3 separate regions of the Homo sapiens genome follow, and all the other regions are linked to region 1. Evidence: chromatin loops called from intact Hi-C (ENCODE). Cell type or tissue: PC-3. All regions are shown on one strand. Links, peaks and the distances in the headings refer to the core of each region. The heading gives the core; the rest is flanking DNA.

What was found. A loop is a pair of places that touch in the nucleus more often than their neighbours do. Peaks named below come from ENCODE experiments on the same cell type or tissue, not always from the same donor. Only the 100,000 strongest peaks of a DNase experiment are listed, where the experiment ranks them.
Region 2: it touches region 1 in a loop (3-fold over the local background); 3 of 110 quality-filtered maps call a loop at or near these places.
Region 3: a loop joins it to region 1, with 4 times the contacts of the local background. A loop is called at or near these places in 2 of 110 quality-filtered maps.

The regions. Positions count from the first base shown.
Region 1 is chr6:16,709,430-16,720,047 of GRCh38, reverse strand. All of the region lies in intron 2 of ATXN1 (ataxin 1), which reads left to right. Among named protein-coding and RNA genes, the nearest start is that of ATXN1-AS1, 46 kb to the left of the region's middle. In PC-3, for the core only: CTCF peaks have their summits at 6,668 and 8,229; DNase peaks (open chromatin) are centred at 6,247, 6,837, 6,957 and 8,337; H3K4me3 peaks cover 1,966 bases; H3K27ac peaks cover 3,432 bases.
Region 2 is chr6:16,630,958-16,641,575 of GRCh38, reverse strand. The region is part of intron 3 of ATXN1 (ataxin 1); the gene reads left to right. Among named protein-coding and RNA genes, the nearest start is that of ATXN1-AS1, 120 kb to the left of the region's middle. RefSeq lists an enhancer at 5,199-5,368. In PC-3, for the core only: no CTCF peak of the experiment used is centred there; DNase peaks (open chromatin) are centred at 1,695 and 5,115; H3K4me3 peaks cover 1,039 bases; H3K27ac peaks cover 3,690 bases.
Region 3 is chr6:16,418,305-16,428,922 of GRCh38, reverse strand. The region is part of intron 6 of ATXN1 (ataxin 1); the gene reads left to right. Among named protein-coding and RNA genes, the nearest start is that of GMPR, 190 kb to the right of the region's middle. RefSeq lists an enhancer at 7,670-7,719. In PC-3, for the core only: no CTCF peak of the experiment used is centred there; no DNase peak of the experiment used is centred there; H3K4me3 peaks cover 646 bases; H3K27ac peaks cover 928 bases.

The DNA.
Region 1 (10,618 bases), core at 1,683-9,682:
TGGATTTTACGCTAAATGTGATGGGAAACTCTGTTAGTTTTCCAGGGCTGCTCTAATAAATTACCAGAAACTTGGTGGGTTAAAACAACAGGAATTTGTTCTCTCAAAGTTCTGGAGGGCAGACGTCTGAAATCAGGTGTCAGCCGGGCCACACTCCCTCCCGAAGCTCTGTTGGGAGAACCTTTCCTTGCCGCTGTCATCCTCTGGTGGTTCCAGGCGTTCCTTGGCTTGTGGCAGCGTCACTCCAGTCTCTGCCTCTGTTTTCACATGGCCTTCTCCTCTGTGTCTGTACCAGGTCCTCTCCTGTCTCTTAGAAGAACAGTGGTCATTGGATTTAGGACCCACCCGGGAAATCCATGACATTTATGTCAGGGGCTGGAAAAGGAAGGACAGGTGGGATGTGACCATCCGGAGAGCCTATCTCAGCTGTCATGGGTTGTCACAAAGGCCATTGTGTGGTTAATTTTTATCTTCTTATTCTTGTTTCCTCTTTAATCTTTCATTCTAAGCCCTATAGCCCTGACTGGCAGATTCGCTGTCGGGTTTTTCTAGTTGTAGATGACATGCTTTTTCTTAAAGCCATCTTCATTTATTAATCTACATTCGTTTTTAATTTTAATGCACCAATCAATAATTATTTCACTTGACAGTTTTTGACAGCATGCTGCTTGCGACATTTAGCTGTTTAGCATGAATTCAAAAGGTGATCTATCAATTTGCACAAATGAAATAAAGTTGCTCTTTCTTCCTGTGCTTTGGGGGAATGTATAAAAAAATGTATGTTTATCCTTCCCTGGAGAATTTTTGATGTAGAAATACTGAATAGTTTTCTATATAAGAAGACAGAGGACTAAAGAGCTTTAAAATTTGTTGTGCTTATTTTGCTTGTATCATAAATTCACGTGAAAGGCCAGATTTCTCTTAATTGCGTTGATATTGTGGAGATGAATCATTCAACAAATGTTTATTAAGTGCTCATTGTGTGCATGGCACTCTGCAAATGTTATGGGAAATAAAGACAGAGTCCCCGGGAAATAAAGACAGAGTCCCCAGGAAGTCTAGTAGTCAGAGAAACAAAGCCACTTCCCAAATTATGGTGGGTAGAAAAACTTAGGAAATGACAGTTTTATCATGCTACATACCTTCACTTAATGAATCCTATGTGAAAATTCCCAGTAAAAACCTATGAACAAAAGTGTGTGGTTGTCTTCATGTATACATTGTGTGCACACATCTGTGCGTACAATGCACAGCTTTGTATGAAGCTAGCTGAAAACTAAACAGCTAGGCTGAACTTAGCTGAAAACTAAACAGCAGGGGAAATGTTCTTTCTCACTAAAATCACAGTGTTAAAACTCTTGGCAGTTCAGATGGTCTCCACTGTAGCTGTTGGTTTACATTTTGATAATTTACCAAAGAGCATAATATATTTAATTCCTAGTTGGATGGTGTAACTCAACACAGCATTTCCAGCGAAACGCTTTGCAAATGGGAAGTAAGCATTTTCTTTGGAAACCAGCAGCTTCCTTACTCCCTTGGTTCTTCTGTGGGTATAAGCATGACCTATAGGTTAGAAGTTCTGGAACAGAAGGAGAAAAATGAATTATGTCACAGTTAACAGGAAAGGAGGTGCTTTGCATTCTTGCTCCGTTGCAGTTAGTTTTGTTTTCCTTCCTTGGTTTGGGGGCATTTGGCCTTGCATATCCTGGCAAGATTTAGGCAAAACAGGCACTGACCTTCTTTCTGGAATGCTCTTTCATTTTGCCCCATGCATATTATTAAGAGGCATAATTCACTGTCATATTTTTGTGGCTAAAAGTTTTCTAACTTCTATACACTGAGCCTTTGTTTTCTGCTTAATAGGGCAAAAGAGCTGGCATTTTCTGGGCATCATTGACCCTTCACTATGATTTAGATTTTTTAAAGAAACACATAAACTGTTCATTGCACCTTGTTGTGTGGCAACTCTGCCAGTCACTAATTGGTACTGTGGATATTTGGCTGTTGCTCTTATTTACTTTCCTCTGGTTTTTACATCACTTAATTAAATCTTGTGCCAGTTTCCATTCTATACATGTATAGGGAAGCAAACAGAAACTTTGTCCTGAAGCACCAGGTTCTTTGGCTTCATCATCCTAAACAGCTCTGTGAAAATCAGTTGAAAGTGAGTAGAGCCAGAAGTGGCGTGTAAGCCATGCTGTCAGCGAGGGCTGGCTGGATCTGCATACGATCGCCGCCTTCTGCCCCTGCTTTTGGAGACTAGAGATGGCTTCTGGTCTGTGTCCAGGGCTTGCCATGCTGATTCAGAGAGCTATGCCACAGATGAGCCTGAGTTGAGACCATGATGCCAGCATATCCTCAGACCCACGAGATCGTTATGCCAGAATGTTAATCCGCAGTGGAAACCATTACTAACATACTCTCAAGGCCCACATGATGAGCACATTCTCTCTCTGTGTTAAGCTGCATGGGAATGTAAATCCTAACTGGAAGCTACTTTATTGATGTGCCTTGAGAAATTGCTGCTCTCTGGCTGCAGGTATCAGCAGCAGTCACAGTGCACATGCTCTCTAAGGAAGATCCATATGGAGTCAGGTGTTTGCTTGGTGAGCAGGGAATCGGAACAAGGGAGTGGGATGAGTTGACTGTTAAGTGGCACCAAGCAAACATAGCCTGCCTCTCTGTTCATCTCAGGAGAAGGGTGGCTTTTCTAGTGGGACCAGGAACATGTCAGTCATTGCCTGCTACTCCCTACAGTCATCTCACTAGGGTGGCCTTGCCTGTGAAGACACTGTATTCTCCCCAACAACCTTGGCATTGCCTACATAGACTTTAGTGACTCTGTACTTTCCTGGCTAAGCCAGCCCTGGCGCCCTTTTGAGGACACAGTCTTTTCTTAAATTCATGACTATATTTCATCAGGTGCTGGCTGGGGCAGGGGTAGTGGTGATGGTAGTAATTATCTTTCTTCAGTTGGCTTTGTATGTCCATGTTCTCATCCACTAAATTTTGTTCTTACTATAAACCGCTAACTAGGCAATCTCTTCCCCGTTGTCAAGTTCTTGGTTGGGGAATGGTAATCTTTATTGTCCTTCTTATAAGTCCCTTTGGAATGGATAGAGGCTTTGGGATGGACATCTCGTGAACTGTATCTTCATATCAAGCTCTGTGAACTGAATGGCAACAAGGAGGCATTCATCCAGACCAGGAGTAGGCAAACTATGGTCCATGGGCCAAATCCAGCCTGTTCTTGTAAATAAAGTTTTATTAGCACATAGCTACATCCAATAATTTGTCTAATGTCTATAGCAGTTTTTGCACTACACTGGCAGAATTTGATTTGAGTCATGGTGAAAGAGACCATAGTCCAAGAAAGCCTGAAATATCTACTATCTGATCCTCATCAGAAAATGTTTGCCAACTGTAGTCTATACCTTTGCACGTCAGAGAATTGCATCAGGGAAGAACTAGAAGCCCTCCTTTTGCACCCCCACAACCCTGCCACAATTCAGTGAACAAACAGAAGATCAGAGAGGGAATGTGACTTGACCAAAGTCACACAGCTGGTTCATAGGAAAGCCAGGACCTGAGCTCAGATCTTCCAGTTCCTAGTGTATTTGTCTTCTACTTTTGGAGGACGTTGTGAGTTTTCTGGTTTACAGATGATTAACCATTACAACATACTGAAAGAAAGCTTCTTTAGTGGTCAGAGCTATTTTCCAAACTGACTTCCCCAGGCAAAATCACTAGCCAGCTTGGCATTGATACTCATTTATTAATCTTACAAACAGTACCTACCATATTTCAGGGATGGGGCTGGGGCTAAGACACTGATGAAGAAGCACAATCCCTGCCCTTGGGAAGTTTGGATGAGAAGAGTGGTCAGATAGCTAGATACAGAGATGCATGTCATTTTATCTGTAGTGTGTTACTTATCATCATAGGACTGTGATCATATGGACGAAGGATGCGTTAATTTAGCCTTGAGTGGGTGGGGGTGTTGTCAGGAATGGCTCCATAGGGTTGGAGATGTTTGAGCTCTGTCTCAAAGGAGATTGAGTTCTTCAGGTAGAGAATTGCAGCAGAAATGGCTGTGGTCCTCTAGGCTTGAGTGTGCATGGTATCCAGTAATTTGGGAATGCTTGTCTAACACAACTAGAGGTAGGGCTTAGGGGACGTGGTATGGGGTTACAGGAAATCTAGTTGGAAAAGTAAGTTGGAGCCAAACTGGGAAACTTACGGCATTTCAAATGCTAAGGAGTATGGACTTTGGCTTATATTCTAGGGGTTTTCTAATCTGTAGATTCCAAAACATATGGGAGACCACATTTCTTGTAAAAGAGGACCTGCACATTCATACCAACACAAAGCATGGTCTGTAGATTTGGTCATCAGAATCACTAACAGAAATAGGAGCTTTCTTCCAAATATATGTAGCTGGCTGATATTGTAAGTCATTAGCCAGAATTCATTCACAGCGTTACTAAGTTCATAGTATCTTTTTGACCATTGTACATCTTCTTGATCAACAGATATTAAGAGTTAAACATCTAGTGCCTGAAGTCTGCAACATTTTTGATTGAAGAAAATGTTGGGAACCACTGCCGTTGATGGCAGTAGTCATGAAATTTTTTGAATTAACACATGTTATAGGTTCCAGAGTCAGCTGCCCTAAATTTTACTAGCTTTGTGACTTTGAGCAAGTTATTTAACATACCTCAGCTGTAAGAGTCTTTATCTCTAACGTTAAAATAATAGCCTCTGTCTCTTAAGATTGTTATAAAGATATGATAATGTCTGAACGCATGTAGCATGGGGCCAGGCTGATGGGATATACTCATGTTTAAATAGAAGCTATTGTAATGATTTTTAGCGGATGTGGCATATGCAGATGTATTTTAGATTTGACCCAGTGTGGACGATGAGTTCAAAAGGGAGAGTTGTACGACCTTCCTGTTATCCAAGTGAGAAATAATGGGGCCAGGGTGGGCAGGGGATAGGTTAGGGAAGGAGAGGGGAGAGGGAGTATGGGAAGGTGTATGTCCACTTTAGGTAATGAAGTGAGAAATGAAAGAAGCCACATTCTGTTTCATGCCCAAAGCAACAGACAAGGCACAAATTAGAGTGTAGGGAAGCCAGTTTCTGTGACTTGATGGCATAGAATGGTGTGGCTTATCTGGCAAATTCCACGCCCCGTAACTCCTGGAATTGATCTGGATAAGAATTCACCTTGAGTAAATTTTAAAAATTAATTTAATAAATTAATAGCCCCCCCTTTGAAACACAGAAAAATTAGAATTACAGCATGAGTATCTTTTTTTGCTCTAAAACAGTACAGCCCAGCAGTTCAGCCTACACCCATCACAGAGCTTTCAAAGGAATGTATACAAGAAAATACATATACAATTACAAATTTTAAAAATTAAGTAACATGTATATACTGTTAAATATTTATATATTGATGCTTAGAAAAAGATGGGACAAATGTTAAGTGTCAGCTGGGAGGTTTTTACTTTCTTCTTTGCCATTTCTGTATTTTTCAAAATGAATATGTATATAATTTTAAAATGTGTTAACACTATTTCAAAAGGAAAACAATCACAAAAAGGAATAGATTGGAAAAGCTTCAGGGGACTTGCTATCCTTGTCTTTTTGGGTAGCTGTTCTACAAAGGCGGGTGGTGGTGGGTGCCTCCCAGCTGTGTCTCATTTCAGTCAGCGGATGCTCTGCTAAATCTAGTGATGGGCGGCCTACCTCCGAAAGGTGGGTGGGAGTGAGGGATGAGTGTAGCAGTAGTACATGCAAATGGGGCCAGGTTTTGGTGTGTGTGTGTGTGTGTGTGTGTGTGTGTGTGTGTGTGTGTGTGGTGTGTGGTTTTTTTTTTCTTTCTTTTTTTCTACAGTCTTACTCTGTCGCCCAGGCTGGCATGGAGTGGTGTGATCTTGGCTCACTGCAACCTCCGCCTCCTGGGTTCAAGTGATTCTCTGCCTCAACCTCCCAAGTAGCTGGGACTAGAGGTGCACACCACCACGCCTGGCTAATTTTTGTATTTTTATAAAGACGAGATTTCACATGTTGGCCAGGCTGGTCTCAAACTTCTGGCCTCATGTGATCCACCCGCTTTGGCCTCCCAAAGTACTGGGATTATAGGCATGAGTTACTACGCGCGGCCAGGGACCAGTTAAGATTTGACGATTACATTTTATTGAATGTTTGCATCAGAGGCACCTGGAAGGCTTGTTTAGACCACAGATTTCTGGGCGCCAGGCCCAGGGGTTCTGATTTAATAGTTCTAGGGTGGAGCCTGAGAATATGTATTTCTGACAAATCCCTCCGTGAAACTGATGCTGCTGGCCCCAGGACCACACTTTAAGTGAGGGGTAGTAAGCGGGTGGAGAACTGCATGGAGGATGAAAAGCATCCAGTTGGATTTTATATTTGCTCCCCCTTCTTCATATACACACACTGAAATCACTCCACTCTATGTTTTCTCAGATTCTTTCCCTGTCTGGAATATTTGGTTCTCTCTTCATGTTCAGTCAGTAGAAACAAGAAGTAACTCTTGGATTGAGCAGTTTTCACACAAGTAGCCCAAATGATATTGACACATCATTTCTACACAGCATCAGCTTGTTCACACACATACGCCCCCAGAGGCCAATGGCGTCCTTTGGCTTTGTTCTCCTTTTTAAAAATTCAGTGAGTAAGCTAATTTTATAGGAATGTCTCAGAAAGCTATTCCTGTAAACCCAGCGTTTGTAAATTGAAATAGAGGAAGCGGTGCTGATTACCGCAATTGTATTGAAACTTATTCATGGAGCGGTCCCTCTAGATTCAGATAGTTTGGACAGAAACCCTCCAACTCTTCCCTTACCACTCCATTGTTTGGTAAAGTTTAATGTGCTCACATGGCATCTACTTTTTCAGCCAGGGTTAATACTCCTAGCGATTCTTTCACTGGAAGGGATGACTCAGAGAGGAAGAGTTGGCATTAATTGCTTCATCAACTATGCTTATTATGAGTCATCTCTTGCTTGTCTTAGTAATTCAGCTGGAAAAAGGAGAAATGTTATCTCTGGTTCCTGAGGCCAGCTTGGGCTTCAGTGAACTAGGATACTCCCTCGTAGCCATTTGTGAGTTTCATTCAGTTACTAAGGGAATGAACAGATTGTGAATCTCATTATCCTAGCAGGTACATATAAATCTATAAATGGCGAATGGCAGTTACTTCCTGATGTTTATCAGTGATGAGATGCCACAGGCAGGACGTTAGCCCTAGAAAGGCACTGTTTTGAAGGTGGCTGATTAAGGGGCAAAAGAAAAAAAAAAAAAGCAAAAACGGAGGGATATGTTCAGGTCCCTGCCTTTACTCAGTTCCCTCCCCTAGCTTCCAATTTGATTAACAGAGGTGTCGAGGGAGGAAGAGAACAATTTCCAAATAAAACTGCCTTTGGTTCTTTTTTTGAGTGTAATGTGGTAACTGGATTATTTGGAAACACGAATTTAGGTCTCTTACTTTCTACTTCTTGCGTTCAGTTCACTCGTGTCTTCCTGTTTGGTGTATACCTTCCCCTTCTGACTCAGTCTTCTCTATTTCTCTTCTCACTGTAGCAGACCACCGTTCTTCCCCTGCCTTAGGCGTTTCTCACTTGCTGTCTGCCTTGCGTGGCTGTTTTCACTCAAGCATGTTCACTGTTCCTTTGTACGGAATAGGGGTTATCCCCACAGACCCTCCAGGTAGAAAGTACATCTTTCTTTTCACTAATAAATTAGTTTATTATTAATAGTGAAAAGAAAGTACATCTTTCTTTTCACTAATAAATTAGTTTCTATTTAGGGAGAACATACAGTGAAATCAACACATCTTAAGCGTACAGCGCAATGAGTTTTGATGAATGCATACATCCACATAATCAGCATCCTAATCAAGATATGGGACATTTCCATCACCCCAGAGCCCCTCTGCCCCCTTCCTGTCAACTTTCCACCTCCCCGTCATCAACCACTGCTTTGATTTCTGTCACTGTAATTGAATTTTGTTTGTTCTTGAGCTTCATACAAATGGAATCAGTCAGTACTTTTTCGTATCTGCTTTCTTTTGTTCAGCATATCATTTTTGAGATCATCTGTATTGTTGCAGGTAGCAACAGTTAATTTAAAAAATGCTAGCCAGAGGCCAAGGCAGGCATATTGCTTGAGTCTAGAAGTTCGAGATCAGCCTGGGCAACATGGTGAAACCCTGTCTCTATTAAAAATACAAAAACTAGGCGGCAGCAGTGGCACGCACCTGTAATCCCAGATACTCAGGAGGCTGAGGTGGGAGGATCACTTGAGCCTGGGAGGGGTCAAGCCTGCAGTGAGTCATGATGGTGCCACTGCACTTCCAGCCTGGGCAACAGAATGATGTGTCGCAAAACAAACAATCTATATCTATATAGATATAGATGGTTTTTTTTTTTATTTTGTGAACTTACATATATGTGTGTATATATATATGTGTATATATATGTGTATATATATGAGTTCTTTATATAGTCTGGATTTAAGTCATTTATCAGAAATATGAATTTTTTCTCAGTGTTTGGCTTACCTTTTTCATTTTTTAAACTGTGTTTGATGAGCCCCTTTAAATTTTAATGAAGTCTAATTTATCATTTTTTAAGATATATGCTTTTTGTGTCTTTATAACATTTTTGCTTACCCTGTGGTTGCTAAGATGTTATCCTCCTGTTTTCTCCTGGAAGATTTCTAGTTTAGCCTTAACATTTAAGTATATGAGCCATTTCAAATTAAGATATGAGGTGTAGGGGTCAAGATTCAGTTTTTATTAAAATGTATGAAACAACAATTATTGAAGTGATTTTTTTTCCTTATGAAATTGCCATCACACCTTTGTCAAAAATCATTTGGTTTTATATGTGTTTTAAGACTCTCTGTTCCACTGATCTGCAGTCTGTACTTAGGTCAATACTATATTGTCTTGATTAAAATACTGTCATGGGCTGGGCTCTATGGCTCTTGCCTGTAATCCCAGCACCTTGGGAGGCTGAGGTGGGAGGATCGCTTGGGCCCAGGAGTTTGAGGCTACAGTGACTGCAGCATTGCATTCCATCCTGGGCAGCAGAGTGAGACCGTGTCTCTATTAAAAATAATAATAATAGGCTGGGTGTGGTGGCTCATGCCTGTAATCCCAGTACTTTGGGAGGCCGAGGCAGAAAGATTGCTTGAGCTCAGGAGTTTGAGACCAGCCTGGGCAGCATAGCAAAACCCCATCTCTACTAAAAATACAAAAATCAGCTGGGTGAGGTGGCATGTGCCTGTAGTCCCATCTACTGGTGAGGCTGAGGTGGGAGGATCGCTTGAGCCCAGGAGGTTGAGGCTACAGTGAGCTGTGATCATGCCACTGCACTCCGGCCTGGGTGACTGAGCTGGACCCTGTCTCAAAAATAATAACAATAAAATTCAAAAATAATGAATAAATGTTAAAATTAAAAACTAAATAGCTTTATGGTAAATCTTGAAAACAGATAGCGTGAGTCCTCTCTGTCTTGTTTTTTCCCTCAAGATTATTTTGGTGGTGTTCTATCTCCTTCAGAGTTCCATATAAATCCCCCTACCCCCCAAAAAAGCCTGTTAGAAGTTAGTTCAGATTGCACTGAATCATAAGAGAGAAATTTAAGGAAAATTCACCTTAACAATATTGAAACTTCAATTCAAAAACACGGTATATCTTTCTCTGCCTTTTTAATGAATTTCTGCCAGGAATGTTTCCCTGTTTTTCCTGCAGAGACATTGCATATCTTTGGTAAAATTTAATTGTACTTTATGCTTTTCGATATAATACATGTAATTTTTAAATCATCCTTTTCAAATTATTTATATAACCAGGACTTTTTTTCTGATCGTACAGGGAAAGTATTAACTATTTCACCACTATTTCATCATGATGTTAGCTGTAGGTTTTTCATTTGCCTTTTATTGGATTGACGAAGTTTCCTTCTATTCTCTTTTTTCTAAGAATTTGTGTTTGTTTGTTTTTATCGGGAATGTGTGTTGAATTTTGTGCAGTTCATTTTTGCCTCTGTTGAGATGTCATATGGTTTTCCGCTTTATGTGGTGAATTATATTGATTGGTTTTAAGTGTTAAACCAAACTTGAGTTCCTGGGATAAGAACCAGTTATAATTATGTGTTATTTTGACCTATTGCTGGATATTTTGGCTAACATTTTATTAAGTATTTTTGCGACTATGTTTATTAAGAACATTGGTCTGTAATTTTGTTTCTTTATATAATATTTACTAGGGTTTAGTGTTAGTGTTAGTAATACTGATTATATAAAATGTATTCGTGGAGTCCTCCTGTTTTTTACTATTTTCTGAAAGAATTTATGTAAGATTTTCTTTCCTCTTAAAATTGATGAAATTCCACAGTGAAATCTTTGGGCTTGGAGTTCTCTTTGTGTGAAGGTTCTAAGTTTTTAAAATTTAATTTAAAAACATTATAAAGTAAAATATTCCCTTTTTTGATGTACAATTCTATGCATTTTAACATGTGTAGAGTTGCATAACTACCACCACAATCAGGATACAGAACAGTTGTATCATCATTGTGCCAAG
Region 2 (10,618 bases), core at 915-8,914, 78 kb after region 1:
TTGAAAGGAATCTTTTTCTGAGCAATTAAGTCTCAACAGTGGGCTTAAAGTATTTAGTAACCCAATGTGCTTTCATCCAGGCTTTGTTGTTCCATTTCTATAGCACTGGCAGAGTAGATTCAGCATAATTATTAGGGCTCTAGGATTTTTGGAATGGTAAATGAGCATTGGCTTCAACTAAAGTCACTAGCTGCATTTGCCCGTAACAAGAGAGTCAGCCTCTCCTTTGAAGCTTTGTAGTCAAGCATTGACTTCTCCTCTCTAGCTATGAAAGTCTTAAATGGCATTTTCTTCCAATAGAAGGCTGCTTTGCCTACGTTGAAAAATCTGTAGTCACCTTCATCAATGATCTTAGTTAAATTTTCTGGATAACCTGCTGCAGCTTCTACATCAGCATTTGGAGAAGATTTCTTTCCTTAAATCTCACGAACCAACTTCTGCTAGCTTCAAACTTTTCTTCTCCAAGTTCCTCACCTCTCTCAGCCTTCATAGAAGTGAAGAGAGTTAGGGCCTTGATCTGGATTAGGCTTTGGCTTAAGGGAATGTATGGCTGGTTTGCTTTTCTATTCAGACCACTCTAACTTTGTCCATATCAGCAACAAGGCTGTTTCACTTTCTTACCATTGATGAGTTCACTGGAGTAGCACTTTTAATTTTCTTCAAGAACTTTTCCTTAGCATTCACAGCTTGGCTAACCCTTCAGTCACAAGAAGCCTGGCTTTTGACATATGTCAGCTTTCAACATGCCTTCCTCGCTAAGCTTAATCATTTCTAGTTTTCTTATTTAAATTGAGAGGTATGTGACTCACTCTTCCTTTCACTTGAATGCTTAGCGGCTATTTTAGGGTTATTAATTGGCCTAATTTCAATATTCTTTTTTTTTTTTCTTTTTTGAGACAGAGTCTCGCTCTGTCACCCAGGCTTGAGTGCAGTGGCACGATCTCTGCTTACTGCAAGCTCCGCCTCCCGGGTTCACGCCATTCTCCTGCCTCAGCCTCCCGAATAGCTGAGACTACAGGCACCCGCCACTACGTCCGGCTAACTTTTTGTATTTTTAGTAGAGATTGAGTTTCACCATGTTAGCCAGGATGGTCTTGATCTCCTGAACTCGTGATCTGCCCACCTTGGCCTCCCAAAGTGCTGGGATTACAGGCGTGAGCCCCCGTGCCTGGCCAACTTCAATATTCTTGTGTCTGAGGAAACAAGGAGGCCCGAGAGGAGGGAGAGAGAACAGCCAGTCTTTGTAGCAGTCAGAACACACATGACATTTACTGATTAAGTTCATTACCTTATATGGGGTGTGTGGTTCATGGTGAACAAAACAATTATAATAGTAACGTCAAAGAGCACTGATCTCAGATCACCATAACAGATATAACAGCGCAAAAGTTTGAAATACTGTATTACCGAAATGTGGCAGAGGCTCAACATGAGCACATGCTGTTGGAGAGGTGATGCTGGTGGAGTTGCTTGACACGGGGTTGCCACAGAACTTCAATTTGAAAAAAAAATGCAGTATCTGCAAAGGACAACAAAGTGAAATGCAATAAAATGAGATGCGCCTGTTGCATCTTTCAACTGATGTGTCCTTTCTTTTCATTAAAAAAAAATAACGTTCTGTCCATCTGCCTCTGTCCAACAACAGGCAGTCACATGTGATGCCTACTGTTGGAGAATTGGTGAATCATAGGCCTCCACTTCTGGTGCTATTACTCAGAGAAGAAGTATTTCTTTCTGCATAGAAGGAAACATTGTAATTTTACTGCAGCAATGAAATTGTAGTAGAGGTGAACATAATTCTTCTATTTACATCTTTAATGAGCCACAATTAAAAGTAGTGAGTTGGCATGTCAGAGTGAATGTGTTATTTTCAGATTTCTGTTAGAACAATGGCTGCTGCTGGTTGAAGCTGCACTTCCCTGGCCCCTTGGAGCTCCAAAAGCCTTAAGAAAGAAACCCAGGGGCCGGGCGCAATGGCTCAGGCCTGTAATCCCAGCACCTTGGGAAGCTGAGGCAGGCGAATCACCTGAGGTTGGGAGTTCAAGAACCAGCCTGACCAACATGGAGAAACCCCATCTCTACTAAAAATACAAAATTAGCCGGGTGTGGTGGGGCATGCCTGTAATCCCAGCTACTTAGGCGGCTGAGGCAGGAGAATCGCTTGAACCTAGGAGGTGGAGGTTGCGGTGAGCCTGTGTCTGGAGTTGGTTCCTTCCGATAGGTTTGTGGTCTTGCTGACTTCAAGAATGGAGCCACGGACCTTCACAGTGAGTGTTACAGCTCTTAAAGATGGTAGGGACCCAAAGAGCGAGCAGTAGCAAGATTTATTGTGAGGAGCGAAAGAACAAACCTTCCACAGCGTGGAAGGGGACCCGAGCGGGTTGTCTCTGCTGGCTGGCGTGGCCAGCTTTTATTCCCTTATTTGTCCCTGCCCATGTCCTGCTGATTGGTCCATTCTACAGAGCACTGATTGGTCCATTTTACAGAGTGCTGATTGGTCCATTTTACAAACCTCAAGCTAGCTACAGAGCGCTGATTGGTGTGTTTTTACAGAGCACTCATTGGTGCATTTTACAATCCCCTTGTAAGACAGAAAAGTTCTCCAAGTCCCCACTCGACCCAAGAAGTCCAGCTGGCTTCACCTCTCAATACCACTTCTGCATTTAATTATAGCCACCGACTAGCTGCACTATGATATTAATCTGGGCTACTTGCTTAGGAACCTGCAGATGGGTTTCCATAAGCTAGACATTGCTGCCTGATAAATGACTGTGGGATACAGGTTTTCCTGATGAGGTAGTAAAGCCACATATTGGAATTCATTTAACAGCTCGACAACATAATTTGTAAACATTTCTATTTAGTCACGTGTACTCAGCAAAAATGTATACTAAAGTGTTTACCATATACTTGGCATTGAAGGGAATTATAATGAAATATGTTGATCTTGGTCATTTATAGGTGTTCCCACCACTGTGATGTGTGCATGCATTGTGGGCCAGGAGGTTTTATCTGGAAGCTAGTGACACTTCAGCGTCAAGGCGTCTCGCTCCTGCAGGCCCTTTGTAAGACCCTGTACCTAATTTTATGTTGATAATTTTGTGCAGTTTTTTTTTTTTTTTTTTTTTTTGAGGCAGCGTCTAGCTCTGTCATCCAGGCTGGATTGCAGTGTTGTGATCTTGGCTCACTGCAGCCTCAACCTCCCAGGCTCAAGTGATCCTCCCACCTGAGCCTTCTGAGTAGCTGTGAGCAGATACATATGCCACCATGCTCAGCTAATTTTTGTATTTTTTTGTAGAGATGGGGGTCTCACTATGTTGCCCAGTTTTGTCTTGAACTCCTGGGCTCAAGCGATCCTCCACTTCAGCCTCCCAAAGTTCTGGGATTACAGGCGTGAGTGACCATGGCTGGCCTTTGAGATCTTTTCTTAAAGACCCTAACACCCCATACACACTCCTCTACCCCTTGACTAGTTTTATAAACTGCAGACCTCACAGACTGGATCCACCCCTGATTATGAATATGTTTAAACTGTGCATATGTATGCATTAATTAAAACATATTTATTTCTCTTTCATACTAGTATGTGAAATTCCAAAAAATCTGCTAGCCCACAAATTAGGAAAATTAAAGGGCTATGCCTACCTCTGCCAGCTGTTTCCAAGGAAATTTATATCTTGGACATTTGGCAGATAATAATATCATGTTTGACTGATAGTGATCATGTCCTAAATTTCCCAAACTGATGAGTCACAATCGTGATTCACATATTTCTGGGAATCGCCCCCCAACAACTTGCGATTTGCCTGGCGTAGCTGTAGTATATCAGAGTTTTTTAGGTGTTTAGCAGAACTGAACTATATAGCTTCTTGTCCCATGCCAATTCAAGAAAATTAATTTAATAGCTATTTTATGAAACATTTTTTCCTAACTCGACATGGATATTTTAAGGTGATTTTCCCTGCTAAGAATTCACTTGTTATAGGTGACTCTAATTGGAGAAACAGCTGTTGACTTCTAGTGTGCTCAATTAGTTTCTTTCTTCCTTTTTCTTTTTTTATTTTATTTTATTTATTTTTTATTATACTTTAAGTTCTAGGGTACATGTGCACAATGTGCAGGTTTGTTACATATGTATACATGTATCATGTTGGTGTGCTGCACCCATTAACTCATCATTTACATTAGGTATATCTCCTAAAGCTTTCCCTCCCCCCTCCCCCCACTCCATGACAGGCCCCGGTGTGCGATGTTCCCCTTCCTGTGACCAAGTGTTCTCATTGTTCAATTCCCACCTATGAGTGAGAACATGCGGTGTTTGGTTTTTTGTCCTTGCGATAATTTGCTGAGAATGATGGTTTCCAGCTTCATCCATGTCCCAACAAAGGACATGAACTCATCCTTTTTTATGGCTACATAGTATTCCATGGTGTATATGTGCCACATTTTCTTAATCCAGTCTATCATTGATGGACATTTGGGTTGGTTCCAAGTCTTTGCTATTGTGAATAGTGCCGCAATAAACATACGTGCGCATGTGCCTTTATAGCAGCATGATTTATAATCCTTTGGGTATATCCCCAGTAATGGGATGGCTGGGTCAAATGGTATTTCTAGTTCTAGATCCTTGAGGAATCGCCACACTGTCTTCCACAATGGTTGAACTAGTTTGCAGGCCCACCAACAGTGTAAAAGTGTTCCTATTTCTCCACTTTCTTCCTTTTTCAAAGAGTTCCTTTATTATTCCCAGGCCGTCGTTAGGTGTAAAAGCTAATTTAGTTTAGATTATTTTTTAAAGTGCACCTGGCATTCAAGCTATGACATTTCCTGTTGAAACAGCACTGCTATGACCTGGGAAGAAAAGATCCCAAGAAAATATAACTGAGGAATCAAATATTTGTCTGTATAAAAGGTTTCATATTAATTCATGATACCATTTATTAGTCACTTACCTTTTATGTTAGTAGCCATAAGGAGGTGTGATGGCATAGACTATTCAGGGCGAATGACAGTTGTCATGGGCAGAAGGTGCCCATGCATCAGGCAGAGCAGGGTGACCACAAAGTGGGGAGTGGCCAAATATACTTTGTCCTACTCAAGACATGAGGGCCTGTCCCAGTGGCTTGCTTGAGAACAAAGCTCATCCTGATGACTCAGCAGCCACAGTGAAGGGCTGCCTGGGGGCTGGGGGAGAAACAAGTAGGCAGATGAGGTCCAGTTGGAAACTAAATTGCTTTGGGAGGAGGAGAGTGGTCACACAATGTAGGTTTCAGTTCCGGCTGCACTGCTAATTTTGTAACCTTGGGAAAGTTACCAACCTCTCTGGAATCTCAGTTTCCTCCCCTATGAAGAAGAAAGCAGTAGCCCAGATCATCCTTGGAGGTTCCTTCCCTTCAGCTGTGACATTTTGCATTTGAAAGAGTAAGAGAAGTCACAGGACCATGGGAAAGGAAAACAGAAATGATGTAAGGGAGGCAGGTCATGGGGAGGGTGGTCAGGAACACAGGTTGGAAGTGCCCGTGGTGTCAATTCAGGTGTTCGGTGATCTCCACGGGCGAGTGACTTTTATTGGGAGAACTGTGCACTGCCTGAGGTTAGGGTTGTGCTCTGGGGAAACCGGAACCTTGAAAACACCTTGTAGGGAGCCGCGTTTCCCTTGCACGGACTGTGCTGCCTGTGCTTCCCCAGCACAGTGGGCGTCGTCGCTTTGTGTTTGTGCTGGCTGCTGTGCGGGGTTGCCTGCCTCCCCAGCCCACACCTGCTCAGCCTTCCTCCACTCATGTTTTCAGGATGCTTTTGGATGCTTCTGGCTACAGTGGATTTTCCTTCTCCTTCTGAAGCCCTTTTGAAATTATTTCTCTGCAGATTCAGACATATTTATTTATCTGGTCAATGTCCTGCCTAAAGAATCAGATAACGACTGTGTTTTTGCCTGAACTCACACATATGAATGAGCTTTTGTAAGCGGCAGCAGCAGTGTAGGTTTAGTTGGAGCTGTCTGAGCCCTTGTCAGGTTGCTACTTAGTTGTTTAGTTAGCTCTCGTTGAACTTCTGTCACATCCTCAGTTTCTGGGCAGTGTGTAAGAAGAGCTCCTTCTCTCTAGACCAGTGGTCCCTAACCTTTTTGGCACCAGGGACTGGTTTCATGGAAGACAGTTTTTCCACAGACTAGGGTGGAGCGGGGGATGGTTTTGGGATGATTCAAATGCATTTATATTCATTGTGCACTTTATTTATATTATTATGTTGTAATATATAATGAAATAATTATGCAACTCACCATAATGTAGAATCAGTGAGATCCTTGAGCTTGTTTTCCTGCAACAAAACGGTCCCATCTAGGGGTGATGGGAGACAGTGACAGATCATCAGGCATTAGATTCTCATAAAGAGGGTGCAACCTACATCCCTCACATGTGCAGTTCACAATAGGGTTCACGCTCCTATGAGAATCTCATGCCGTTGCTGACCTGACAGGAGGCAGAGCTCAGGTGGTAATTTGAACAATGGGGAGTGGCTGTAAATACAGATGAAGCTTTGCTCATTCGCCTACTGCTCACCTCCTGTTGTGCAGGAGGTCTGTAGCCCAGGGGTTGGGAACCCCTGCTCTAGAGCTTAATAATCAACTGGTGGAGACCAGTGCAATTGTAAACAAAAGTGACAAAACGATAGTAATAATGCCAATGGTAATGAAAGCTACAGACATTTTCAGAGTGCTGTGTCTCCAAGTACTGAGCTGAGCACTCTGCACTCATGAAATATGTATCCTCCTCACACACACACACGCAAAATAAATGTTTAATGGAATATTGATCAGGAAAAAAACAACCAGTAAGCAAAGTATTAATACATGCTACAACATAGATGAACCTCAAAACATCATGTGAATTGAGAGACCACATACTTCAATTTCATTTATATGAAAGGTCCAGAATAGACAAATCCATAGAGACAGAAGTTAGTTTGGGGGTTGCAGAGGCCGGAGGTGGGAGAGGAATGCAGAGTGACTGCTAATGTACACAGGGTTTCTTTTTTGGAGAAGAAAATCTAAAATTAGATTGTGATGTTGGTTTTACAAAACAGTGACTATACTAAAAAACATTTGAGTTATACACTTGAGTTATATGTAAATTAAATCTTAATAAAGCTGTTTTTTTAAAAATAAATGTTTAATTCTCAGAAACAACCCTATGAGGTAGGGAGTATTATCCTCCTACAGATGAGAAAACCGAGGCCCAGAAAAGAGGAGAACCTGCTCAAGATTACATATAAGGCATATGTAGGATTAACTTTTTCATTACAGAGAAATCCATGGTAGTGCTTGCTAAGTAAATGCTAAATCTATTGATTGCATGGATGCCAGAACTAGATGGGGTTAGTTTAGATGGATTAAGGGAGGAAGTGGTTTAAACTGTGTTTTCTAAGAAGAAAGAGTAGTGATTGTATAAAGAAGACAAAAGGGCATTTCAAGCTGGAGATAATTGCTTGTGAGAGTTAAACATCAAGAAACCAGACATCTAATAGGTTTGTTCAACTGGAGTGAAGAATAGCCTTTCATATGACAGGTAGGTAATCAGAAGCAAGTGAATTTAGAGTTATATTGTTAGCTGTAGTGCGGGCTTGCTGTAATTAGTAGCAGGCCGACACCTTGTAACATCTCTCTGGAGTGTAAAGACATATTTCTAACAGAAATGTGTTAGTCTGCAAAGCAAATAAGGTGCAAGCGTAAATGTCCTTTTTCCTTGGACTGTCTTTACCGAATGACATGAGCTTCACACCCTTGCCTTGAGCTGTCACTATCATTGCTTCACTTTCTATTAATTAGCTCGGAGCCTTGGTTCTATAGTCAACTTGAAACTGCTCTGGACATATTTGCTCTAATCCTCCTGGACAACCTGTGAGATGTGCCTTTTCCTACACTTCTGCCTTGCCCTGGCAGCCACATGACACACTCTCGCAAGGCAGGAACCTCAGGGAGGGGAGGTGGCGGTGTCTGTTGGCAAGTACTCAGCTCCCTTTGAGGCTGCAGATAGTAGGCATTGGTTAAGAGTTTAAACTTGGGCAAGAACTGGAAGCAAATTGGGAGGACCTGGAATTGTGGGTGCTTGGGGAAAAACATTACAATGAGGACTCATATGGGTCGTGTGGTCATGTTTGTTTCAAGGGCTTTCCCTTCCAAAACTGGAAAAGAAAACTGATAAAACAAACATTGGGTGGCATTTTTTTCTAGGCTTGTCAATGGGTGACTTGTTTGCCGAATTAATTAAATAATTAATTAATTACCTTGTTTATAATCTTCCTTGTTTTGAAAAGATTTATGGCAGTGCCTTAAATCTGTAAATCTACCCAACAAGAGAATCTTATGAAGTAAACAAGTTAACAGGTGAAACATGCCTCCTTTTAAATGTTTCTTTATAACAAAATGACCATATATCAATAACAGACTGTAACAATGCGTAGCAAATGTATTTATGTTTCTCATCTATTTTCCACTTTCAAAAATGTGCTTTTCCCTTAAACTCCAAATTGTCTTAACAATTTCACATTTTCATTTCTTTCTTTTCTTTTTTTTTTTTTTGAGGCGGAGTTTTGCTCTTGTTGCCCAGGCTAGAGAGCAATGACGTGATCTTGGCTCACTGCAACCTCCACCTCCCAGGTTCAAGCGATTCTCCTGTCTCAGCCTCCCAAGTAGCTGGGATTACAGGCGCATGCCACCACACCCGGCTAATTTTTTTGTGTTATTAGTAGCGACGAGGTCTCGAACTCCAGACCTCAGGTGATCCATTCACCTCTGCCTCCTAAAGTGCTGGGACTACAGATGTGAGCCTGGCCCAATTTCACATTTTCTAGGTTCTGTAGAGGTTCATGTTTGTGGCATGGTAATTCTTGTTTTTTGCATTTTTTTTTTCTTAACCCCCCTCCTGGCTTTTGGAGCACTATAAACTTAGCACTGGTGGGGCCACATCTTGACAGCGAGACCCTTACAGCCCCCAACCCCGCATCCCAGTGGGGCTTCATGATCTGGCCCTGCTGTGCTGGTGGCATGGCCCCCTCGGGGCTTAAGTGATTCTGGGTCATTGACAAGAATCTTGCCTGTGTGAATTCAAATCAAAACTTTGGAGAGCAAAGATTCAGTGTTTTCCTTCTGCCTAACAATCTCATGGAAAGCACAGTGGTACCTAGCATTTAGCTCATGTGTTCATTTAGCAGGCTCTAAGTCATCTTGTCACATGTCATCCTCATGTCAGCTCTGTGTGGTGTTGTCGACCCACGAGCAAACGTTGCAAGGTCCCCTTTAGGGTGACAAGGCTGATTCAGGATGTGTCTCACTGCCCCAGGAAGGATGCCTCTAACATGCGGAACATGGTGCCAGTGGCTGAGGGGATTAGTTGGGGAAGAAGAGTGAATAGGGAAAGGAGGTTGTTACATGATCCACCCCTCACTGGCCAGAGAGGAAAAGGAAGGCATCTCATTAAGAGCATTAGCTGTAGCCTCTCATTTAAACCTCCTCACTACCCCATGAAGTAAGCATTATTGCTTTTGTTTTACAGGTGGTGTGAGACAAAAGTGAAGGAATGAGACTAATTAATAATAAGAATCCATGCCCCACCATAGCTACGATGCAGTGGAGCATGGATTCTAAACCAGCTCTAACATCACATGCCCTATTTTCGAGCACTAGTGGCTTATTTCTGAGCTCTTCTCTTCCTCTTTCCTGTTGATGCTTGAGTTTTAGTTATATCATGGCAAATTGAAAAATTCTTCAAAAAACATACAGAGGAAATAAAGTGGTGGGATCTGAAACAAAACTCTTATTGATTAGCCATTCTAATGAAGATTTGTGGCTGAGATGGGAGTTTTGCAATCACCTTGGGATTTCAGAACCCTGCTTTTAATAATTAGAACTAAAGAAGGGAGAGTCCTATAGAAGTGTGGGTCATAAAACCAAGGATGTGAATGAGGAGTGGCAAGACAGGTATCCTGGAGACTTTATTTCAGTGAGACTTCTGGGGCAGAGTTGGGACTGATGGGGGACAAGTCAGCTTTGGAATGATACAGAATTTTTGGCTGTGACACCTGTGTGATTTTAGTGCTTTGCACCATATCAAGAGCTGAGCAGAGTGTGGCACCAATATTCAAGGGACTCAAGGGGCAAATATAGGTGTCAGTGAGTGAAAGCAGATAGCGAGATTTGCAATGCAGTGTCCAGGAGTGTCCATCTTTCTAGACCCATTTCTACTTATAAGATCACTGCATACCCTGTGAAACATTATATTCATGAAGCCACAGAGTTTGAGCCACTGTGTTTACGCTGCAAGTGGAAGGAGAGTGGGCATGGAGTCAGAAAGACTCAAGTTCAAATCCAGCCTCCATAATTTATCGTCTTTAAGACCCTGGGAAAGTTGACCTAAGCCTCTGTTTTCTCAGCTTTAAAACATGAATAATAATCCTGCCTCACAGGACTGCTGCACATACGGCAGTCAGCGCAGTGCCAGGCACACACGAGTGTCTTATTAGTTATTATTATTATCAACAAAGAGCATAGGTGATCCTTCTTATCATGATTATAAAAACTGTGGCTTACCAATGAAAGGGTCCTTCATAAGCCAACAAAGAG
Region 3 (10,618 bases), core at 1,629-9,628, 290 kb after region 1:
TTCCTCTACTTCAGGGCCCAGCTCCCATCCCCTCTTCCGCAAAGCCTTCTAACCGCAAACCCATTAACCTCTCCCCACTTGGGGCTTCTGAGTCCCTTTATTATTTATGGTTAGGAGAAAGCATCACGTCGGTCTGGTGATGTGTAGTGAGTTGTGTGAATGTGTTAGCAGAGCAGGGTGGCCCTGCATGTGATGGTTGGGTGTTAGCTGGAGTGAGCCAGCCTGGGTTCAAATCTCCCTCTGGCATCAGCTTGTGCTGTAATTGGGGTAAGTGCTGAAACTCTCCCTGTCTCCTTTCCTCATTTGCAAACTTGGCTTAATAATGATAGCTACCTCAAAAAGTTGTTGTGATAATTAAATGAATGTCAAGCTCTTGGAACAGTGCAAGCGCTTAAGAAATATTATGTTGGTGCAAAAGTAATTGTGATTTTGCCATTACTTTCAATGGCAAAAACCACAATTACTTTTGCACCAACCCAGTATTTGCTATTACTAGTCCTGGTCAGCTGAGCATGGTGGCTCATGTCTATAATCTCAACACTTTGGGAGGCCGAGGCAGGTGGATCGCCTGAGGTCAGGAGTTTGAGACCAGCCTGGCCAACATGGTGAAACCCCGTCGCAACTAAAAACACAAAAATGTGCTGGGCATGGTGGTGAGCGCCTGTAATCCCTACTACTCCAGAGGCTGAGGCAGGAGAATCACTTGAACCTGGGAGCCAGAGGTTGCAGTGAGCCGAGATTGCCCCATTGCACTCCAGCCTGGGTGACAAGAGCAAAACTACATCTCAGAAAAAAAAAAAAAAAGGCCTGGTCTACCAGAGACAAGAGGCCATGTCTTGTCCATGAAAGCCTTGCAACCATATTTTACAGATAGAAAAGACCCAGTCCATGAACATTAAAGTCAGTATCAGGTACATTTATCAACATAAAATCTGTTCCTTTGAATCAGCTCAATAATAAAAGAGTGCAGCTGAGCACCCCCTCCCACAGCCCCATGCCTCTAGTCACTGAAAATCTGTGAGGAATTTTTATAGAGTGTTTCAGAACAGAGCATTTCAAGACAACCCTAGAGCCCTATGGAATACATTTTCAATCATCTTTCTGCGTCTGCTTTCTTTTTTGGGTGCACACAGCAGACACTGGTGATGAGGCATGTGCCTGTGTGCACTGTTGTTTTATAGAAGCTGAATGAAAGCCTGGGAGTTGTATCTGCCTGAAAACTTCCATCCTGGCTTCTAGAGCTCAACACCTGAAACGCTGGAGGCAGTTGAGGTCACTTTGAAAACGGAACCCTTGATGTTCTGCTCAAACTTTAGAGGCATTTACAACAAATCAGGCAAATGAAAGTGTGGAAAAATCAGAAACGAGGACCACTCTGTCTTAGGGATTTTGTCATTGTATCGTGTGTGTGTTTATGAATGTGAGTGTGTGTCACATGTGAGTGCATTTAACCTTCATGCAATAAGAGAGTAGTTTTCCACTTAGAACCAGCCAACTCTCTATAAAATTTACCTCCGTGATTCTAATTTTGCTCCCTCCGCCGTGGGCAAGTTGGCAATGTCTGAATGTCTGAAGTCATTTTTGCTTGTCACGACTGGGGAGGAGCTACCAGCATCTAGTGAGTAGAAGTGAGGAATGCTGCTAAACATCCTGCAACACACAGGACAGCCCCCACCACAAAGAATCATCCAGCACAAGATGTCAACAGTGCCAAGGCTGAGAAACCCTGGTTTACCTTAACCTTAAAAGAACAATTCGAATGCTTGGGAAGGGATGTCTGCCACATCTGTACTGGAGAGAAGCATGGCCCCCAGTCAAGGACATGGAGAGTTCCATGTCTGGATCTAGACCGTGTCCATCCACAAAGATGCCTCCTGCTCTTCTCCGACATACAATCTGGTCCATGAGAATAGACTTTATTGGTGAGGGGGCGGGGCTTTAGGTGAGCGGCATTGAAGGGCTTGTTCTGAGCTTGGCCTCTGCTGGCAGATTATTTTCTGGCCACTTTAATCTCGATCCTGCCTCTACTTGGTCTTTTTTTTTTTTTCTTTCCCCCAGTTTTTGGATCTTATAGTTCCACAGGACAAGATACATCTAAGAGATGGGGGAAAAGGTTAAAGCAGCAAGGGGATGCTGGATAGAGGGGGAGGGAAACAAGAAAGGAAAAAACAAGACAGAGAGACAGAGATAGACAGAGATGTACAAATGGGGGCTGCTTGGTTAAAGTGTCCTGGAGTTTTCAGCAAGAGATTTTGCTGCCAGTGTCTCTCCATCCTTCTCTCTGCCTCTCTCTCTCTCTCTCACACACACACACATACAGACACACACACACACACACTCGGCCCCACCACCACACACAGGCCAGGTGGCTCTGCTTACATACATGGCTTGGCGCTTTTACTCCTTGGCTAAGACCATTTCACACATGAACAACACAGCCTCCTCCTAGAGATTTGTCATCCATCTGCTTGCAGAAGAGCTGTCTGTTTCCCTCTGAAAATTGGTCCAATCAACATTTTCCTTTGGCCAGGGTAGCTTACCAGCAGCTCCTCCATAAGGTCCATAATTGCAATTTCTCATTCTCATTTGCCTGGCTGGCTTCACCCTTCTGTCCTCTCTGCACCTTCCCACAAGTGCCCCACCCTCCCCACCAGCCCTCTCCTCCTTTTGTGTTAATAAGCCCTGTCAAAATGAATGACAGAATCAACTTCCTTCTCCCAAAATGGCTCATTACTCATAAATTTCAAGCAATATTGCCTTCTGTCCTCAAAAGGTTTGCAGATTTTTTTCCCCCAACTGATCCCCTTTCCAGAGTGAAATAGCGGATGAATGCCTTGCCTAGCACCCTCTCTAAGCTCTGCCTCTGTGGCAGTATTGTGGGCCAATATGCCAACGAGTCTTTCCTTGTGATCTGCTCCAGCCTGTCTTGTGCCATATGCTTGTGGCAGACAGTGGTTAATATCAGTCTGTGAGCATCTTGAGGCTAGCTTTGAAGTCTAATTCTAATGTCATCATGCTTATAGGGTGCACACTTTGTTTGTTCTGGAACAGAGGGTCATCTGCTACGGGATGTGGAACACTGACCCTGATATTGCAGCCGTGTTTGTGGTTGAGTGAGGGAGCAGGTGATGGGCATAGGAGGGAACCAAGCCCTGAGCCGTGTTTCAGGGATGCTCGGTCCCATCCCCTTTCTCCCAGATGACTTCTTATTCTTAAATTTTGAATAGTGAGTAACACAAGCAGGAGGTGGGATAGCATGAGAACTTAGGAAATCTTCCCATCTCTTTGTTACTTACAAGATAAATGTCTATACTGAAGCTTTAGGGACCCAGATTACAACTGAATTGTTTTATAAATGCGTCTGAAATCTGCTGTTTTGAAGGACAAAGTAATACCTGAAGAATGATTAAGAAGGCTTAGAGAATCCGCAGGCTCCAAGGTGTGTGAATAATACCTTTCCATGGTTCACTACCAGGTGATCTGGACCTACAGCCAGTCTTCTGTGTTTCAGTATATTATGTTGGGAGCATTCCCAGACAGTTAATGCGTAAAATGCTATTCAAATTCTCCTTTACCGAAAGGCATTTTAAAGTAATACACGTGGGTGAGGAATACAAGTGCCTGGTGGGATACTTTTGGTAAACAACGTGGCACAGTGGGATGGAGTAGGGTCTACTTTTTCCCAAATGTGAAGTTAGTAGCTACAGAGGGGTCCTGAGACAGAAAGCATTTGTAAATATTAATTTGTGCTCTGTTTCACAGAATCTGAAATCAGGCATCTGTGCACTTTAAAATATGAAAGAACTAAGAGATCTAGTGTTTGGTAGCATTTTAGAGGGAAAAAAGGCCATAGCTCAAATATTGCTCTGATTTCAGTTGGCTGAATTTATGTGTAAAGGGCATGTTAGGGAATAGTCTGCAAAGGTACCAGAAACTGCCATTCATGGAAGGCCCTGAGTGCAAAATGCAGCAGTCAGTAGTTCTGACCCATGCCATTAGATGGTTCTGGAAGGTCCTCAGAGGAGACGCAACACCAACAGTGACACTGCTTCCAGCTCAGGCAGGCTGGAGCTGTTCTGAGTCTTCCTGAAGGTTCTGAATGGTCCAGCCCTTGGACTCCCTTCAGAGAGTCATGGAGCACCCACATTTCCTTTGCACCTGAAACACTTCTTTGTTTCTGTCTTCACCCTGACTCCTCATCTATTCAGAGATCCCAGCTGATCCTCTCTTTCAAAGCCAGGCCAGTGAGCTCTTACAGAAGCTTACTTCAGCATTCCTTCCACCGTCTTCTGAGTAGCAGGGCAGACAGAGACAGCAATGGAGAATTCCAGTTGATTCCCCATAAAATGGCCACTTTGTTGTGGGGCATGAGCTGGTCTGTACTTGTTTGTGCCTGGCAGTGCACACACTAGAACCCTGGGCAACCCTGGATGTAAATCAACTAGATACTATTATTAAATAGCCGAAGGTTTGCCAGTGCAGCCTGGAGCAAAGAGAGAGGGGTAAAATCAGGCTCCCAACAGACTTCCCCATAGGAAACCTCTCCTCTGCTGTGATTTTCCAGATGAGCTGCGTAAATGGCTCCAAATCACCGAATGTTTGTGCACGCAGGCTCCATTCATGCGCATGCACACACCCGGCTTGTGTCCTTCTTCCCTCTCGTCCCTTGAACCCGTAGCTCTTGATTCTGCCTGTAGGAGCAATGATGTTGTAGCAACCATGACAAAAGAAACAAAATCAGAAGGCAGATCCAGGCCGCTCCCTGCCACCTGCCCTCTGTCTACCTTAGACAGATCACTTAGGCCCACTGGGTCTTGATAAGACATGGTCTTTTCACACCTGTTCTTCCAGTCTTATAGGATTACCTGGAGGATCATGTGATGCGAAGGATGTAAAAGTGCTCCAAGGGGTTAAAAGGACTTTATATAATAAATTCCTACAAACTGCTATAGGCACAGCCATAGCTCTGAAACTAGCATTCTCGTAAGGCTAGTCCAATCCATAAGTTTCGTTTGCTTCAAGCAGCTCAGATAGACACTCTCTGAAGATAAATGATGCATAAAAACACCATTGTTTGTGATCAGAATAATCAGGTACCACTAAATAGTCCTGCATGTGTATGCATGATACCAGCAGCCTCCAACTTGCTTCTCCAGGAGCACTGTACTTAACTTGGAAACCCCTTTATTTAATTTCTGTCCACTCACAAAGCTTCACCTTGTCTTCTCTCCTCTCTGTCCTCCCGAGGTTAATCCTTGAGAGCCTGTAATCAAGGCTAGGCCCTGCCCACCTTAAGTCACCCTCCCCTCTCTCTAGGCCTCCACCTCACTGGGGAGCGTCATTGCAGCCAGTGGCAAGAAGCTGCAAAATTCTCTCATCTGTGAAGAGAGCCCCTAAAACCCCAAATCCCGGACCAGTAGAGGAAACCATTGCTGCCCTAATATCACATGTTACAAGTCTTCGAGCCCATGGTATCTGAGATGTTAGGAGCTAGCATTCCTTGTAATTAAACCCCTGGAACATCACAAGGACCCAGTTCAGGGGGCTTGGTTGGTTGACTGATTGATGACAGCATCTCAATTATGTAGGAGATTTCTGTAAAGAGGAGTGACTGGAAGGAAAAGAAGATAACCTTCATTTATATCATGAGACCTTGCGTAGTAGAAGGCCGTGAGGATGGGAACAAAGTGAAATCATGAAAAACAGCCTGATGCAAAATGACAAAGAAGAATTTCAGGGTCGTTGAGATCACACTTGAACAATAACTGAACAGAGCCAGCACTACAGTTTTCAGACCTGATGGCTAACAAGTGAAATGTATTCAGAGAGAGGTGTGTGATTATAAAGACTCCCCCTACCCCTGGTGCTCTATTCCACTGACTGTCCCTTTATGAAAAATGAATTCTAGAGTTCCCTTTCTGAAATTTCTTACCTGAATCAGATCAGATATGACAATTCTATTTTTTAAAGCACCTTACTGAAAATAAAGTGCTTTTCAGTAGTAAACCTTTAAGATTCCTGGTTTCCCTCTGACTTGTGAAAATATGAAAGAACTGAAATTAGACCACATTGGCCCAGGTTGGGAAAACAGATGGCAGAGATAAGGCAGATCAAAGAAACATCTCTCTGTGGGTGAAGGAGTTCCTGGTTGTCATGTATCCATTTTTTGTAGCGTTTTCCCTACTTGAGGAGGCTGTTGTGAAGGGCAGGATTCTTCACTGAATCTTTATTGTAAAAGGCATAGGTGTGTCTTGGGTGGATTCCAGTTCTCAGGTTGATTTGCTTGACAACTCTTAGGAAGGAACAATTAATACTGCTGCCCCTCAACTAGCTAGGGAGATTTCACTGTGGAGGTAGAAGTCGGATTCACTGAGGCAGAATTGCCAGGGCTTGAGACCCTTCATGCCTCTCTTTTCCAAGTCTCTCTCTCCAAGAAAGGGTGAACTTTTCAAGTCAAAGAGCAGGGACGTAAATAAATGCAGTTATGGCTGTCTTAGGAGGATCCATTCACTTAAGGCAAAGGTCTTAGAAGTTACAGAAGAGGAGAGAGAATGGGAACTACTGTGGCACCAGGATGTCTGGAGAAGAGAAAGTGCGCTTACTGTGCACAGCTTCCTCTCCCTCACCTGCGCCACGGTGAACCCACCTATATCTTTCTGCTGGCAAAAACATTTGCTCAGTGTGTCGCCGGAGTACTTGAGTGTCTGATATTTCTCAAGGCAGAATCTACCTCACTGTCTCTGAAACCTCAAAATATGTGGCCCTCTCGAAGGATAACAGTTGGCAGCAACCTAAGGCTGTTCTGCTCCAACTTGGAATGAAGAGGAATATGATTTGGCCATTCTTCTTAGCACAGAGGCAAATAAAAAAAAAAACCCTTATATACTTCAAAAGATGAAGATCTTACTTCTTACTGGCTATCTTTGCACCAGGTCCTGGGATTGGCATATAATAAAAAATGCATATGCAGTGGCCATGAAATGGGCTTAAAGGTCAATCTTGGCTGCCAGTCGTGGCTAAACTGCATTGTATTCCATGTTTTTTTCCATATTGCCCCTGCAGTGTACATATACATGCACAGTCATGGCCCCTGCACACTGTGTACACACTCACGCCTGCACACATGTATGCATATCAACGCCTGCACATGTACTTGTATGCACACTCACCCACACATGTGCATTTGTGTGCACTCACTTCTGCACACCTATTTGCATGCACGCTCATCTCCCACAAATATGTATGCATGCACACTCACGCCCCCCCCACCCTCCCGTGTGAAACTCTGCACCTGCTTGTCTTTACCCTCACCCTTGAACCTGTGTATAACCTCATAAAGTAGGAAGAAGCCCAGTGTTGAACTCTACAGCCTTTTACATTCAAAATGGTTTTGAAAAATGCCCATTCAGAGGAACAGGAAAGCACCAAACCTAAAAGGTCTGAGGACCTTTCCATGCTTTCTGTCTCCTAATCTCAGAGCTGTACCAATCTGTTATTTAAAAATTAGTCATTATTTATCCAAGGCAGGAGGGGACAAATGTAACTGTTAGTTCAGTAAATGATTTCATTCTTTTTTTTTTCCTGTGTCCTTTCTACTGTTAAAGTGACGAAAATGACACCACGGTTTGATATGTGGGGTTGGTTTCAGTTTGAATAATCTCATCCTTAGCTGCATGTGAACTCATGTCTTCTCACACTCTATTAGATAAAAGCCTAAAACAGGAAGGCCAGAAACAACTGTTTTTAAAAAGCTCATGCTACCCTGGCAACTTAAGTTGGAAGAACCTAATAAATAAATACAAAGCTGCCCCTCTGTCCTAATGTACTTCTTCTGAATTCCAGCTGGGCACCTCATGGTTTCATGCCTGAATCACAAAGGCGAGTGCCAGTACCCAGCCAGAGCAGTTTTCCTACCATAAACCAGTAAATGTGTGTGTATCACATGTAAGTCAGGGTCAGATGGGGAAAATCAACTACAAAACCGCAGAGACATTATGCAAAATTGGATTACGTACATGTTTTCAGTTTTGTCTCTTAGCAGTTTAAGTCTTTAATTAAAATACACACGAGAGAGAGAGACAGAGAGAGAGAGAGAGAATCTGTAACTGTTAGATTTTATAGGCCCCGGTTATGAGATAATAGCCTTCCAAGTAATTTTTATGGGTCATTCTATCTAGTGGCAACTTAGACTATAAAGCCATCTCCCAGCTTCCCAAAAGTAATGTCTGTTTTCTCACTTTCTAATAATTACTTCAGATTTGAAAGTAAGGAGTTGTCACAGTGAATACAAATTAGAGTCAGCTTCAGGGTATTACTAAATGTGGATTGTTTTGTTCCGAGTTTTATCCATTTTAGGCAGAGTAACATGATCATTTATATACATCTGCCTCTATGCAGGCTGTGTAGACATACTCAGAACACCAGCTTCACCTCTTCAGTCTTCTAAGACAGTCTTTCTAATACTCTATATTGTCTAATAGCTAAGCTATTGTTAAATAAAAACACGCAAATGTTTGCAGTTAGGCTCCCCCCTCCATTCTCAACCTCTTAAGTGATACAGACAGTAAATGCATTTTGATGTTTATTTAGAAAGTTGGCATCCTGGGACTGTTCACAAGATAGCTAATTTGTCTGAAGGTCCCCAGAGACAGTGAAAGTCATCCCACCATCTCTCTAGCTGCCCTCATACCGGGGAAGTAAAATGCAGCATAGAACACTGCAGCTCACGTTATGGAGAACAGTGGTGCTATGGTGATTTCCTTTCTATTCAAATCATTTAGTGAGGATTTACATAATTTGCATTAACGTGTGACTTTCGATCACTTATGCTGCAGCAGAGTATTCGTTGCCTATGTTCTCTAAGGCACCAGTGTGGTGGTTCATGTGTCCTTGTATAAAAGATTACTGTCCTCCCCATCCCCAGTCTTTGTATCTGTGCACCAGAACAAAATGCCCTCGGATCATGGCCACCCAGGCCAGAGAATGAGGACCCACACTTTAAAAACCCTGTAGATGATAGGATGAGCGGTCCTCATCCGTCCCCTCCCTGAGAGTGAGGTTGGGTTGGAGTAGAAGGATGGACTCTGCCAAATGATGACAGCAGCCCTGAGAGTCCTTCTCACAGGTGGCCAGCTCTGTCCCCTCCAGCCTCACCACACATTCCCCTAGTACACAAAGGCAGACCCGGGCAGCCACTCAGCATGCACATGTAGCAGTGTCCCCTGTACACTGGTACCCTCAAGGCCTCCCTGGCACCTTTGCTTGTTACGTTGGCTGATTTCTTCAAAGGGAAATATGGGATGTGGTGCAGCCTGGCCCTCACACACTCTGAAAATAGCACTGCCCAGGGCCAGGCCTTTTCCTTTGCACACTGCCATACCCACCCTGGAAAGTACTCCATGGTTGTATCACAAGAAAACAGCCATTTGGGCATTTTAAATTACTCAAAATATTATAAAAATATTTATAAAATATATTAATGTATATATTTATAAAATACAAAGAGTATATGATTACCAGGCAAATGAGTAGACAGTGATAGAACTATCATAAGAATAGGATTGGCTATTAATTATAATAATGATTGGAATAGATAACATTTATTGAACATGTATTATGTGCCAAGCACTGTGCTAAAATATTTACATGCAGCAGTTCATCAAAAGCTCATGGGAAGCCATGTGCAGTGTCATGCACCTGTACTCCCAGCTACTTGGGTGGCTGAGGCAGGAGGATCACTTGAGCCCCAGAGTTTGAGCCTAGCCTAGGCAACATAGCAAGAACCCATCTCAAAGAAGAAAACAATACAAAAAGCTCATGACAGTTGTAAGACATATGTACCATCATTACCCTTATTCAACAGAAAAGGAAATTGGGGCTTAGGGTGGGTGGTTACCTTACTTGTACAAAGTCACACAGCTAGTAAGTGGAGGAGTTGGTTCAATGAAGGATAACCAGGGAAGCATCTGTGGGCATATCGAGGCCTGAAAATAGGAACACCTTGGCCAAATTTCAGACCATGACATCAAGCGAATGCTTGAAAGCTAAGGAACAAATAGAAATATGTTGTATCATTTATAACAAATTGTTACCATTAACACCTACAATTATTAGCGTTAGGAGTATTGCGGTGGGAATTGAACAATGAGAACACATGGACACAGGAAGGGGAACATCACACTCTGGGGACTGTTGTGGGGTGGGGGGAGGGGGGAGGGGGGAGGGACAGCATTAGGAGATATACCTAATGCTAAATGACGAGTTAATGGGTGCAGCACACCAGCATGGCACATGTATACATATGCAACTAACCTGCACATTGTGCACATGTAACCTAAAACTTAAAGTATAATAATAATAAAATAAAATAAAAAAAAGGAGTATTGCATGGTCAGACTGTTCAGATCTCATGAATGCTCCCTGCTTCTCTATTCCTTCTTTGATTTGACATGTGCCAGGCCATGTATTCCAGTGGATTTCTGTACTTTCTACTTTATTCCAAAGGCTAAGCATTCCTGAAAGCCACAGAGGGAGTTGATGTGCTTAAGGAAAGAAGTATCGCTTAATGTGGCCAAAAACCGATTCCATTTCTGTACAAATGCAAGGAGTTTTTGCCAGG